Regions from separate parts of the Homo sapiens genome. Here region 1 is linked to region 2. A link is a contact called in ENCODE Hi-C or POLR2A ChIA-PET data. All regions are on one chromosome and are shown on one strand. Each heading gives the region's core, a stretch centred on a gene start or an enhancer-like site at or near the end of the contact. The rest is flanking DNA. Distances are from core to core; before and after follow the strand shown. Region 1 has its middle 25 kb from the start of LINC01525. Region 2 has its middle 18 kb from the start of CD2.

The links. Hi-C counts contacts between places; a loop is a spot of excess contacts on that map. ChIA-PET counts read pairs that join two places held with the same protein, here RNA polymerase II (POLR2A). Pooled maps may share reads with other maps.
Region 1: a pooled map shows a loop between it and region 2 (1.8-fold over the local background). The contact joins two enhancer-like sites. A Hi-C loop is called at or near these places in 1 of 50 pooled maps. POLR2A ChIA-PET finds 5 or more read pairs at or near these places in 2 of 52 experiments (activated CD4-positive, alpha-beta T cell and endothelial cell of umbilical vein).

What each region holds. Positions count from the first base shown.
Region 1 is chr1:117,266,963-117,274,420 of GRCh38, reverse strand. No RefSeq gene overlaps it. Among named protein-coding and RNA genes, the nearest start is that of LINC01525, 25 kb to the left of the region's middle. RefSeq lists an enhancer at 5,000-5,518 and a silencer at 5,480-5,774. Within about 2 kb of position 5,285, at least 3 of the 41 ENCODE cell types and tissues checked have a DNase peak (open chromatin) inside an H3K27ac peak, as active enhancers do.
Region 2 is chr1:116,733,104-116,740,726 of GRCh38, reverse strand. It overlaps the pseudogene NEFHP1. Among named protein-coding and RNA genes, the nearest start is that of CD2, 18 kb to the left of the region's middle. RefSeq lists enhancers at 1,643-1,852, 2,321-2,620. Within about 2 kb of position 1,791, at least 5 of the 41 ENCODE cell types and tissues checked have a DNase peak (open chromatin) inside an H3K27ac peak, as active enhancers do.

The DNA of each region.
Region 1 (7,458 bases), core at 4,036-6,535, 530 kb before region 2:
CTTTCTGCCCAGAAAACCTCTGCATGAAGATAGTGGAGGAAAAAAACAGTTGTGTTATTAAATAAGCATTAAACCAGAATGTGATACACATCACAGGCAATCCACTAAGAGACTGCAGAGACAAAAAGGTATTATACCCCTTTACATAGGAATCTCAGTCTGCTTCCTGCTGCTATAAGAGAATAACACAGTCTGGGTGCAGTGGCTCACGCCTTTAATCCCAGCACTTTGGGAGGCCGAGGCGGGCGGATCACCTGAGGTCAGGAGTTTGAGACCAGCCTGGCCAACATGGCGAAACCCTGTCTCTGCTAAAAAATACAAAAATTAGCTGGGCATGGTGGCAAGCACCTATAATCCCAGCTACTTGGGAGGCTGAGGTGGGAGAATCACTTGAATCTGGAAGGTGGTGGTTGCAGTGAGCTGAGTTCGTGCCACTGCACTCCAGCCTGGGTGACAGAGCGAGACTCCGTCTCAAAAAAAAAAATAAAAAAAACAAAAGAGAATAACACAGACTGGGTAATTCATAAAAAAAAAAAAAATAATAGATGGTTATTTGGCTCATGGTTCTGGAGGCTGGAAAGTCCAAGAGCATGACTGGCATCTGGCAAGGGTTATCCCATGGCTGAAGGCATTATACGGTAAGCAAGCAATGAGGCAGAGAGAAAATGGGGTGATGTGTATTATTTTATCAGGAGCTCAATCCCAAGAAAACTAACCCACTCCTGAGATAATGGCATTAATCCATGCCTGAGGGTACAACCCTCATGACCTAATTACCTCTTAAAGGTCCCACCTCTTAACACTATCACAATGGCAATCAAATTTTAACATGAGTTTTGGAGTGGACTTTCAAACCGTAGTAATAGCCAAGCAGATACGACAATTATGAACCTGTTTTTGAGATAAATAATAACTAGTTCTCAAGTAAGACGACTTGTCACACATCATTTATCCTAACTTTATCATGGTAATTGAGGGACCACCTATGTTGGTTTTATCCAGAGGAGAAACAAGTTTCTTATCTCTTTCCAACAGGACATAGTTTTGCAAGGCACTAAGTACTCACTAAAGTTAGGCTAGTAGGGGAGGAAAAAAAATAATGTTCTCTAAACTGGGACTTCCTATAACAAAAGATAGATTAACAAGAGAAATACAGACAGAAGCTTATTAAAATGTATACCTCACATACACATGGGAGAAAACCCAGAGAAATCAGTAAATCTCTGGAGTATATCTCAAAGAAAGCATTTAAATTTCAGGCTTAGATGCCATCTTTCTCTGGAAGGAAAGATGTGGAGGAGGGCCTGGTTTAGATGAAATGACCTGGGAAAGCATCTTAAACAAAGGTAAGGTTTGTTTTGCAGATTTAAGTAGATACCTTCTCCATTGTTTAAGAGTCTCTAGTGATTTAGTCTTCTTTTCCTGGTGCAAAGATGAAGAGACCCTTGCAAATGGTGATTTCCTTTGCAGATATATGTTTCTCTTATGAACATCCATCTTTTCAGAGCTACTCCTGTGTCTTCAGTTTCTCAAAATAACCAGCTCAAAATAATCAATATGCCAAAGAGGCATATTTTCGGGTGACATATTCTAGTTTCCTACAGTCTTTTTTTGAGTGTTGTGTCCTGAGCCCCATCAGATTCTAACTCTTCCATAGAAGTGGAAGATAGAAAAGCAATTTTTTCCTGATGTTTGCATTTAAAAAGATGGCTTTGAGGTTCTTGAGGAAATATTTCTGAGTTATGAGACTGGCAAGAATCTTACTTAGCTACTATAAAGATTTATATACAGTTGCAAAGGATAGATAAATTCTGAAAATTAAAGGGAAATGGGGAGAACTCTTCCCTTATTTTCAATTACAGGAATTGAAATAAGAATTAAGACTCTTATTTCTGATTTGTATTTGCCCTTGTGCTGTCTTGCTCCAACTCAGGAAACTATGAAAGGCCATTCTATGTTCATGACCCCTGGAGGAGTTTCCAAGGCTGTCATTGAGACTATGTAGCCAGACTTCATTGAGACTGGATCCTAACTGCAATATGAGCAATGCAGACTAGTAGATGTGATCTGCGGGACCAAAATAGATGCCCTTTTATCAACTAAGATGGATCCCAAGGTTAAGAAAACAAAAGTTACCTGTGAGTCAAGGGTCCAGAGCTTGGCTGGCACAGCAACTTCCTAAATTCTGACTACAAGAAAAACCTTGAGCATGTTAAACTCCCTAACAATAGGTGCTATCAGGCAAATTCCTAACTCTGATTTACAACGCAGATCACTACAACTCTGATTGGACAGAGGAAAAGCATTCTTTTCTGATTAGCAACTGCAGACCTCAAGCCAGTTTCAGCTGGCTTACAGAGACTACACACAATCTCTATGTCTTTGTGTCCTATAGTTTACCTTTTGTCGTAAAGGGCCAAACTCTACCGCATTTTAATACTAAAACCCTGCCCCTACATGAACATGAGATGCGTGTTATATATATATGTTTGCCCATTGTGCATGCACTCAACTCCTCTCATAAAGAAGTATGGCTTTCCCCCCAGACCTGCTAAATATGTATGACTATTATGTAATACAGATCCTGTGAGGCATAAAACCCAACCTGCCCTTTCCCTTTTCAAAGAGAGGATACCGTTGGTACACACTGAAGACTGACTCTTCCCGTTTTGCAAACTGATGTTGCCAGTAAACTTGCCTTTCTACTATTTAGCCATCCTTGTGGTCTTTTGAGTGGCATAGGAAATTGTTTATTTCTTTCAACATTCCTTCACCAGAATTTAAGCACATCTTGAGTACAGGTATACCTCACCTTAAGAAAACACTGGTTATGTGAGTTTTATTGAAAGAGTTAAATTGGAGGGAAATTTTAATAATAGTGTGAAAGGAAAATATCTTGGGCCCCTTCAAGCTGGGAACTGCTCAGGGCAAATCTGCCTCCCAGTCTATTCAAAGTCATCCCTCTGCTCACAGAGATAGGTGTATATTCTGATTGCCTCTTTCGGAAAGACTTACCAGAAACTCAAAAGAATGCAACCATCTGTCTCTCACCTACCTGTGATCTGGAAGCCCCCAGTGGGGGGGCCTTGCTTTGAGTTGTCCCTACCTTTCTGGATGGAACGAACGTACTTCTTACATATATTGACTGATACCTCATGTCTCCCTAAAATGTATAAAACCAAGCTGTGCCCCGGTCACCTTGGGCACATATCATCAGGACTTCCTGAGGCTGTGTCCCAGTGCATCCTCAACCTTGGCAAAATAAACTTTCTAAATTAACCGAGATCTGTCTCAGATTTTCTGGTTTCACAATAGTTACCATTGATTTAGCACTATTATGTGCCAAATCCTGCTAAATGCTATATAACTATTAGCTCATTTAATTTTCATAACAATCTTTGCAGAGATCCTGTTATTAGCTTCATTTTATAGCTATGAGAAACTAAGATTAGAAAGGCTAAATAATTTGCCCAAGTTCAAATCTAGGAAGTGGTGGAGTGAGATTTGAAACTCAATTCTGTCTGACACCAAAAACTTGGCTAATTAACAACTAGACAAAATGCCCCTTGCAACTATATTACAGCATGCTTTCCTTGCTGTGAATAATTAGTTCTTTTGTAGCACTGAGAAGAGAATTGTATAATGCCAAAAAAAAGAAAAGAGTGTGTGTGTTATGTAGTATATTTTCTGGGGGAAAAATGGACACTTGTAGCTGCATAAATATTAAACCCTTCCTCTTAGTCTATTTTCTTCAACATCCATGAAAATAACTGGACATAGACTAAAAAGCATTTCTCAATATTCAATACATCAGGAATCTACAAATTATTCAGGACAGTAGGATCTACGGAAAGATATATCTTGAAAATAGGCCTTATCTGTTGCCCAAGAGATACAGGGCCATTGGTAATTTCAATGCCCTCTTTGGTTTATATGGACAGTGTTAAGCAAAATAACTTTTAGTGTATCTTTTTTAAACCTCTTTCAAAGAGAGATACTCTATCAAGGCCGTTTTCAATGTTTCAGTACCTCTTGCCAGAGCCCTGCACATGTTCCTGCATCCTAACATGCTCACTGTGGGTTATGTCCTGAGAAGACCTGCTTGGTTTAGCAGCTGTGGTACCCATGAAAGAAATACATCTCTGATCCTGTGGTAAGTGAAATCAAATTTCCCTGCATTTCCGTAAGACCCCCTATACCAAAACATTGTTGGGGCTCACAAACTGATACCTCAAAATATGCTCATTGACATACTTAACTGAAGAAGCCTCAAGGTCTCTCTGATCTTCCCCATCTGGCCCCCCCAGTCTGTCCCAAAGACAGGATGATGTTGAAGTTCATTTATCTGGCCAGACATGGTCTCTCACGCCTGTAATTCCAGCAGTTTGGGAGGTCGAGGTGGGCGGATCACTTGAGGCCAGGAGCTCAGGACCAGCCTGGCCAACATGGTGAAACCCCATCTCTACTAAAAAGAAAAAAAAAGAAGTTTCTTCATCTGTCTGAGATCCTGAACAGATCCTTTCACAAGATAACATACAAGTTCATCTCTGTTCCTTGAACCGTTCATTCTCTCCAGCAATTCCCATAACAGAATTTCTCTTCTCCATCACCCCATAACCTATTTTGCCAGGATGGTACATAAGTTTCTGAATCCCGTTGGGGTGGGGTAATCACTCTGCAATTCATTCTGTGTGCATGTTAATAAATTTGTATGCCTTTTCTTCAATCAATCTGCCTTTTGTGAGTTGATTTTTCAATGAAATTTTTTTTTTTTTTTTTTTTTGAGGCAGAGTCTCTGTCACCCAGGCTGGAGTGTAGTGGCATAATCTCGGCTCACTGCAACTTCTGCCTCCCGGGTTCAAGAGATTCTCCTGCCTCAGCCTCAAGAGTAGCTGGACTACAGGTGCCTGCCACCATGCCCGGCTAATTTTTGTATTTTTAGAAGAGATAGGGTTTCACTATGTTGGCCAGGCTGGTCTCAAACTCCTCACATGAATATTCACACTGAATATTCATGGTGATCTGCCCTCCTCAGCCTCCTACAGTGCTGGGATTACAGGGGTGAGCCACCGCCCCCGGCCCTCAGTGAAATTTTAGAGTGGGGAGGGGAAGCTTTCCTTAGGCCCCTATAGCACAATGGTCAGTTTAGTATACCTTGTTTTCGATTCCTTTTGTCTTTGCTAAGAATTTAAGTAACACCTGAAGCACCAGTCAGGCAGCATTCCAAAGAAGGTTCAGCCGCATTTAAACCGTCGTGTCCCCCTGTGAGGCACTCCAGGCCAGATCCCAATCTCAGCCACATTCTTCACTTACACTTGACTGGCTGAGAAAGAACAGAACAAAACTGCCTTGGGTCAGAGGCCACTTTTTTATATCAGATGATCTAAACTGTTCCTGGAAGGATGTTTATCTGCTGGAACAAACACCCTGGGGCCTCCTGGCTGAAGCTGGGCTTTCCTCTGTCCATGCATCCTCCAAGGCTATCCAGAGTGCTTTGAGCAGCCCGCCTTGTCCATTCTTTCCATTTGTCTCTGTCTCCCCAGAGAGAAACGCCACAGGGAAGTACATGACAAGCTGCTATGTTACCTTAACATTGAATTCCCAGCAGGGATCACAAAGCCATGGAAGATACTGGTTCAGAAATTAGCTGAGAGGGACAGAGGGCTTTTAGCAGACGAGTGCTGGCTTTGCCTTAGAGAGCTTTCTGGGTGGTGCTCTGACTAAGGGCATTCAGGTCTTTATGATTCAGGGTTATTATAATGGCGGTGCTAACTTTTCTTGCGTACTGATGTAACTGGCAGCACATTAAGTGCTTCACCTATATTACTGCAGTCTTCCCAAGAATGCTATGAGATTGGACCATTAGTGCTAGGAGGTAGAAGGGCTGGGAGGTTCCCTTACCCATGGCCATACCAAGGGTCTGAGCCAGGATTCACACTGGTCTGCCTGGCTTTAGCATTCATCCCTCACTGTTACTATGCTGCAGAGGATGAATTGGCAGCCCATGGGCTGGATTTTGTTTAGCCTGCCAGTGTTTTAAAAGACATTTAAAAATCTGAGCCAATATTTAAAATGCAAGTGATTTCACATATAAACAAACAAAATTCTAACATCTCTTAAAAATAGCTATGACTGGCAACACTGGGTCCTCAATCCCAAAGGCTCCTGGCTATTGGAGGTAAGTATTGGCTTCCCTGCTACATGGGGCATGTGCTCCCAGTTTCCCATAGAACCTAGTATGGCAGGCTGGCTCCATTCATGTACCTGCTCCAGAAGAGCCAGACTTGCATTATAGCCTTCTATAGCATGATTTTTGGGTGCTGTGTGTACCCCTGACCTGGCATAGCCCTAGAAACAGAATTCTGTGCCAATACCATAGCTTGGGTTGGTTAGGAACAGAGAACTCAAGTGTAAGCTGCTGAGGGTTTGTGGCAGGTAATTTATGGTTAATTCCAAAGTCAGTTCATCTCCAAGGGAGAGGGCAGGATAAAGAGGTGGCATGGGAAGTGCTGGAAGTGACCATAGACCTGGGATTGACTCCAGGTTCTGCCACAGGCTGGTTACATGAGCCACATTGAGTCACTTTCTTTCCCTGTACCTATAAGAAGGAGAGATTGGAGTTGATGTTGTCAGGTGGGTGTCAGCTCTGAAATTCTAATATGCCACTGCTTGTTAGTCAAATTTTCACAAGAGAAACTGACTTTGGAGGTGTATCTTCTGGCAGTGGACAATGGGTGCAAACGAATAGGTAATTAGCAAACAACTCCGGCTCAGGTTCAGAGCAGCTGGAAGGTTATGGACCCGGCCCAGTGAAGAGAGGTGTGGCCCAAAGCACTGCAGCCATTTTGAATGCCAGAGCTTTCTGTCACATTAGTTCAGGGGTCAGTTCAGGGCTTGGCTCTTTATTTAGAAACCATAATAGGAACTACTTAAACCATTCTTTTCCAGAGCAAATGCCTCACCCCAAAAAATATCACTGGGAACTATATTAGAGAGAATTGCACAATCTTTCAGTGCATTCAGAGGAACTCACAGGAACTGTATTGTTTTCTACTTTCTTCCTTGCTTTTGAAACACAAACCTTATCACAACAAAGTGAACCTGTTTCTCCAATTAAAGCAGTCATGAAAATAAATAGTTATCCACAAAACTGCACTGTAAGAAATAAAAATAAGTCAGTAGATCAGGCAAAGTGCCAAGAAAACTCCTTCGTAATACATTTTACTTATCTCCTCTTTTGTGCCTCTGCAGGTCTCTTAATTCCCTCTGGCCTGTCACCATCTCTGAGTGTATGTTTCATTGGCTTCTTTGAATAAGCCTTATTGTCTCTTTAGCAAAGGTGGTGTGTGCAACCTTATGTTCTGTTGCTTGTCTGAAAATGAGACCTCAGGCATGACTTCCTGGTATCTCCCAGGAATGAGCAGGTTTTAGGATGTGGACCCAATAGAAACTCTTCTG
Region 2 (7,623 bases), core at 542-3,041:
AAGGAGGAAGCAAGGCCCTCTGCAGATAAATCCCCCAAAAAGGCCAAAAGCCCTGTCAAAGAGGAGGTCAAGTTCCCAGAGAAGGTGAAGTCTCCCCTGAAAGAGGATGCCAAGGCCCCCGAGAAGGAGATCCCAAAGAAGGAAGAGGTGAAGTCCCCAGTGAAGGAGGAGGAGAAGCCCCAGGACGTAAAAGTCAAAGAGCCTGCAAAGAAGGCAGAGGAAGAGAAAGCTACCGCCACGCCAAAAACAGAGAAGGAGAGCAAGAAAGAGGAGTCATCCAACAAGGAGGCTCCAAAGCCCGAGGTGGAGGAGAAGGAAGCTGCCATCGAAAAGCCCAAAGAATCCAAAGTTGAAGCCAAGAAGGAAGAGGCTGAAGATAAGAAAAAAGCAGCCACCTTAGAGAAGGAGGCTCCTGCCAAGGTGGAGGTGAAGGAAGACGCTAAACCCAAAGAGAAGACAGAGATGGCCAAGAAGGAACCAGATGATGCCAAGGCCAAGGAACCCAGAAAACCAGCAGAGAGGGAGGAGGCGGCAGCAGCAATGGAGAAAAAAGATACCAAGGAGGAGAAGGCCACTGAGTTCAAGAAGCCTGAGGAGAAACCCAAGACCCAAAGCCAAAGACGACCCTCTCAAAGGAGCTCAGTGAACCTAAGGCGGAAAAGGCTGAAAAATCCTCCAGCACAGACCAAAAAGACAGCAGGCCTCCAGAGAAGGCCACAGAAGACAAGGCTGCCAAGGGGAAGTAAGGCAGGGAGAAAGGAATGTCTGGAGCAGCCAAAGAAACTCAAAAGGGTCCTGGAGCTCAAGGATCAGAGTAATGCAATTTTTACTTTTTATGTAAGAAGAAACTGCTTAGATGACAGGGCCTCCCTCTTCAAACAGGAACTTCATTAGCAATATGTTAGCAAAAGAGGGCAATCCCAGCCTCCTGCCCCCACACCCTCCCGAGGCGATGGACAATTATGTTATGATAGCTTATGTAGCCGAATGTGATACATGCCAAATGCCATACGTAAATACTTGACTATAAAAACTGCCCCCCTCCTTTCCAAATAAGTGCATTTATTGCCTCTATGTGCAACTGACAGATGACCACAAGCAGTTAGAAACACATTATGCTTGAGATGTCTTAACCTGTTCCCAAATGCCTTCTGTTTTCCAAAGGAGTGGTCAAGCCCTTGCCCAGAGACCTCTATTCTGGAAGAGTGGTCCAGGTGGGGCCGGGCACTGGGCACTGAATTATGCCAGGGCGCACTTTCCACCTGTGTCCAGTTTCAATTGCTTCTGTGCAATAAAACAAAGTGCTTATAAAACGACAAAAAGAAAAAAAACTGATATTTGCCAGGGCTTCAGTGATGATCAGAAAGGCCACACTGTGTGTCTGTGGCCAGGTCCTATTGATGTTTATCTTGGTTGTATCTAGATGATCACAGCAGAATTTCAGTATCAGTATCAGCAGCAAAATCAGATTCCACAAACATTGTCACTGCCAGGCAAAGAGGTGAGTGTTCTCACAAAAGCAGCCTAATGTTATCGGCCACCAATGCATGCACCATGGCAGCAGATGTACTCTTTTCCAGCCAAAAAGTCTGTCTCTGAGAGCTTGTTCCTTTGTCAGGTGTTATCTCCTCCAAGGCAAAAACTGAGTTTTCTTTTCCTCTTGGGCTTCCCACCCACAAAGCAGAGAGGACAGAATCGGCCCACAGTGCCAGTTCCTGTGTGAAGCCTGGGTTCCGGATATGAAAGTCACTGACCTTGGAATTCCCCCAAGCGTTAAACACCTCTGAGAGAAGGGGTACATGCTTGTTGCTAGCTGTATAATCATGTGCTTTAAGGGAAAAGAGCTTTGAGCCACCACATGCTAGAAACACGAATTTAGGCATGTCATTTCATGTCTTTGCGTCTCGGTTTCCACATTTGTAAAAGAAGACAAATGCTTTGTTCTCAAGCCTATTGTGAGGTCAAATGAAGTGACGTGTGTCCAGGGTCTAGCACGATGCCTGGCCCTAGGAGATGCTCAACAAATGTCAGCTTTCTTCCCAGATTGCCTCTATGTTCCTGATAATGAGGCCAACTTAAGAGAATAAAAGAGACAAAATAGAGAAGTTTCACCTTCGGAAGTAAGTCAGGAGAACTCAAGCTCAGGGCTTGAAGACTTCGTAGCAGAGAAGTCGTGAACTGTAGATTGAGAAGAACTAGGAAACTTTATATGATTCCTTAGGTATGCGTTACTTTTCTCTGCTTTTTATTTTTGTTTTTGTTACCCTCCTCTTCCTAGTTATTTCTCAGGATTGCCTAAGTATAAAGCCAGCAGGGCCTGTGAGATTGTGATCTAAGAAGCTGTGATGTAGGGAGCAGGGGGAGACAGAGCCCTTTCTCAGCTGTTGGGCTTGGGATATGAGCCCCAGAACACTAAGGAGGTGGCGCCTGCTGCCCAGAGTAGAGGAAGATAGACTGAGGCCCTAGCTCTGAACAGAAAGGGTGGGAGACATCGGCTCGCCTAGGCCAGGAGAGCGGCCACCATGGCTAAGTAGTAGGAAGTCTATGCAGCTCTCCAGCAAACTGCAAGAGCCCAAAAAGTGCTGGTTGTATGAATAACTGAACAAGCAAGGTGAAAGAAGTGATGATGTAATGGAATTCAAGCTAAAAAAAGAAACCCAGGCTTAAAATGCAAATTCTAACTTTTTCCTATTTAGTATCTGTGTGATCTTCAAAGTAACCTCTTTGGGCCTCAGTTTTGTCATGTCTGAAATGGTGAGGTGCAGCCAGGTGCCGTGGCTCACGCCTGTAATCCCAACACTTTGGGAGGTCAAGGCAAGTGGATCGCTTGAGGCCAGAGTTCAAGACCAGCCTGGGCAACATAGTGAGACCCTGTCTCTATAAAAATGAAAATTTAAAAAAAAAAATGATGATCTGTGGGAAGGAGTTACAATCTGGCCTGCTCACTTATACTCAAAAGTTTGTGGTGAAGACTAGATGAGGTCACCAAGAAAACACCTACACCGAATGCCGGAAATTTCAGGACAGCATCGTGATGGTGAGGGTGGCCGTAAAAAACATCTGGGGAAAATCACTCAAGGGAAGACTTCTGGGGTTTGGTTCAGCCCTGGCCAGATCCCACTCCAGGAGAGAGGGCAATCTCTTCAGTCAGATGAGCTGATCATCTCAGGGCAACCCAGCGAATGTATCCCTTTCTGGCAGTTTCCAGGGTAGCTTTTTTCAAAGGACCGTGGGCCAAAGTCCCTGCCTGCTGCTGCCACCCTCTGGCAGCAACCTGAGCCACACTCTTGTCAATTTCACTGGTTAGAACATCTTTTACACATTCGTTTACATTTGCATAGTGTTTTCCAGTTTACACTTCTTCCCCCCTCAAGAATGATATTCTTTTATCCAAACAATATCCTTGTGGCATACACATTTTTGTAGTTGAAGAAACCAAGGCTTGGGAAAGGTAAATGGTTTGTCTAAGGAGACTTAGCAAGGAGATGAGACCAGGCTCTCTGATTCCAAGACCTGTGTTCTTTTCACTGTCATAGGGGCATGTCAGTTAGTTCTACTTCTGTTGTTGCACTTCTCAAACTCTGACAGAATCGGATATGAACATGGAGTTCTCCAGACCTCCTCTCTCACCCCATCCCTCCAACACATCCCCAAATTCTCCAGACCCCATCTGTATCTGCAGCTGCCTATGAGTGAAGGGAGGTAAGGACTACAGATATGAACAAGGCAGAGCAGCACCTGCTCTTCTCTGGGATTCAGACAGATGAAGGAGATGAGACAGATACCCAGGGACCTCAGGACCTGGGAGAAATGCACATGGAATTCACCAGAGGCCAAAGGGACTCCAGCTAGGTGGTACCTGAGCTGGTCCTGAAGAGACAAACAGGTTGTAAGTTCACAAAGAGGTAGATGCAGGACCTTCCAGGCAGAGGAAATGGCAGAAGCCAGGCTTCAGTGCACTGAACCGGGGAATACCTGCTCCGGTTGAGCAGAGGAGGGAGGCAGGTGGTGAAGCTGGAGAGGGAAGTTGGAGGAGATCTCGGCAGGATGGAATTCATACTGTTTTCTAAAGGCAACAATAAACCAGCCATCCTGCATGTCTCCCATTTATTCACTTAACAAATATTTATTGTGATAGGCATATACTCTGTTTGTTTCTCGGGATAAAAGCAAAAGCATAACTTTGTTACAGAGTATTCATTTATTTCTGCAATGGATATTGACTGCCTGCTTTCCTTGTGCCAGGTATTCTTCTAGGCCCTGGGGGATGTATTTCTGTGCATACTGAACATACACTCTAGTGGGAAAGGCATAATAAACAACAAAAATGAGTAAAATAGAAGTATTTAGATAGTGACAAGTATTCAAGAGAAAAATAAAGTAGAAAAAGAGTCATGCAAATTGGAGACATGGGTGGGGATTTGCCCTTTTGGAGAGCATGGCCACAAAGGACTGATGGAGGAGGTGGCTCTGAGTAAAGGCCTAAAGCAGCGGTTTCCAACCTTCTTGGCACTAGGGGCCAGTTTCATGGAAGACAATTTTTCCATGGACCGGGGCACTGGGGTAGAATGGCTTCAGGATGAAACTGTTCCACCTCCCATCATCAGGCATTAAACTCTCATAAGGAGCGCAACCTAGATTCTTCAAACTCACAATTTACAATAGGGCTCGCGCTCCTAGGAGAATCTAATGCTGTGGCCCAGTTCCTAACAGGCCATGGACCGGTACCAGTCTGCAGCCAGGGCTTGGGAACTCCCGGCCTAAAGGAATTGTGAATTGAGGGAGACAGCCAGGCAAATATACAAGGAGGGACAGTTCAGGCAGGGGGAACTGCAGGAACAAAGGCCCTGAGATGGGACCATATCTGGTGTGTGGGGGGCCAAAGGAGGAGACCAGCATTGCTGGGGAGTGAGTGAGGGAAGGTGGAAGGAGAGGAGGCCGGAGAGGCCCAGGAGGGACAGGGAGGTCGAGTAGGAGGTCCCAGCAGGCCTTGTTCAGAGTGGCAGCGAGTCAGTGCTGACTGCTGTAGAGTCTGGTTCTTTCTGCAGGGTTTTAACAATGGACAAGGAGTTTTTTCTGCAGTCTGGCCCTATAGATTTGATGAGGTGTGGGTGGTCCAGCCAGGAGGCCTGGAAGGTCTAGTTCTTGGAATGTACCCAGGGCCCTTTTAACGCTCAGCATTCACCTGGCTGTGTGCTGTGATTCCTCCTGCTGCAACCATCCCACACACACTCAGGGGCATGAAACGGCTGTCTTGTTACATTCACAGAACCTGTGGGCCCGGCTCTTCACTGCTCTACTGTTTCTGGAGCGATGCGGGGAAGACTTTAATGGCCCGGGTGATGCAAATGGCTGAGCGCTGGGTGGGCTGGCGCTGGGAGTGGTGCCTCCAAGAGAGTGGCCTCACTTGCATGCCTGGGGCCTGTGCCTGGAGGCTGGAGTACAGTCAACCAGAGCACCCCACAAGGCCTCTCCATGAGACTGGGCTCCTTACAATGTGGAAGCTTCCTGCTTAGGAGTATCCAGAAAAGGGGCCACAGCGAGCATCCCAAAAGCTGCAGGTGGAGTGGGCCTGGCCCCTTCTGACCCCGCCTTGGGAGGCCATAGCGTCCTCCCACAGCACTCGCTTGGTCAGAGAGGTCACAGAGCCCAGATTTTAGCAGAGGAGACGTTGACCCCACCTCTTTTTTTTTTTTTTTTTTTGAGATGGAGTCTCCCTCTGTCACCCAGGCTGGAGTGCAGTGGCTCAATCTCGGCTCACTGCAAGCTCTGCCTCCTGGGTTCAGGCCATTCTCCTGCCTCAGCCTCCTGAGTAGCTGGGACTACAGGCGCCCACCACCACGCCTGGCTATTTTTTGTATTTTTAGTAGAGACAGGGTTTCACTGTGTTAGCCAGGATGGTCTTGATCTCCTGACCTCGTGATCCGCCCGTCTCGGCCTCCCAGCGTGCTGGGATTACAGGAGTGAGCCACCATGCCCGGCCAACCCCACCTCTTGATGGGAGTGTGTAAAGGAATTGGTAGCCTCTTAAAAACACCACTACAAGCCGAGTTCACACCTGTAATCCTAACCCTTTGGGAGGCCAAGTTGCAAGGATCACTTGGGCCCAGGAGTTTGAAACCAGCTGGGGCAACAAAGCAAGATCCCATCTCTACAAAAATAAATAAATAAATAAATAAAAATAAATAAAATAGGAAGAAGACTCAAGCAACCTCTAATGCTGTGCCCACATGAAGAGGCATACTACCTGGATGTCTCTGGGCCTCAGATAAAAAAACAAGCTCTGCAGAAGGTTCCTAGAAAGGGGGCTATATCCTTGCCCCCCTTCCACAGTATGCTATGTCTGTAAACATGTAACTAATCCCCCATGGGGGACAGGGCAGTGTTGTGTGCCACACTTGTGCCAAATATGTATTAATAAACTCTGGACCATATTGGCAGCTTTGTGGTTTTCCATAGTCTTTTGCAGCCTGCAAAACATTTTCCGATTAGAAGCCCCCGCTGTTTTATCTATTACATGTGACACTGAATAAGCCTCTGCATATCCACTGGGGGTTGGTAAGTAACATCAGAGCGTGCAGCGAGGGGAAAGGAATTAAAAAGGGAGCTAATGTCATCCGTGGGGAATAGCTGAGGAAGGAAAAAACCACTCTGGAAGAGAGGGGTTGCAGAAGGATTTTTTGCAATGTATTATGACCACTCAAGGCAGGCACACACATGTGTCTGTTGTCCCAGCCCCAACATGTAAAATGAAACTCCAAAGAATGTGATACCATGGGGTAGCTGGGAGGGTGGGGGCAAGGAGGGAGATTTTTATCTCACAAAGCAGATTTTATTTTCTGAGAGCCATATGCTTGATTTTCTTTTTCCCAAAAAGCCCACAGTCTCATGTGGAAAAGATTTAGAATTTTATTGGCTTTCAGGGAAGAGGGAATTAGAAATGTTAGATAAGTAGATATCACATGGGAACAGGATTTCATAGCACTCCCCCAGGCCTGTGGGTGAATGCCACACTATGAAGCTGCAGAACTATGGACAGAAATGCAAAACTGAGATGTGGCAAGAGCTGTGGGCTGGGGACAAGATGTGGGCTCCAGTCCCTGCTTTGCTGCTTAACTCCACCAAACCACTTCACTTTTCCTGAAATATGGGGGGAAGGCAATATTTGCCCTGTTGATATTGTAAAACCAATGTAAGTATGTAAGAGGGCCCTGAATGTGGTGTCTTGGCATTCAAAAGGGACAGTCACATGTCAGGTATTGTTATCTATGAGGATGTAACCTACAACCCAACCTAAGCTAAGGTACTCATTGGTCCACTTTTTAAGCAAACATATTAATTAAATGTTGTGTGAGAATACTTTGTAAGTGGCAGAAACTCAACTGAAAATACTTCATGCAAAAATAGGAAAATGATTAGCTCATGTGTTAATTCATCCAATCAGTAAGTTGACAGCACTCTGCTGAGTACCTCACTTGCCAGCTGCTGTTCTAGGAGCTGGATATATAGCAGCAAACTAAGCAGCCCAAGGTTCTCATAGGGTGCATGTTCTAAAGGGTAGATACAGATAACAACAACCACATATACACTGAGAAATAAAAATGAAATCCCGAGTCCCCCAAC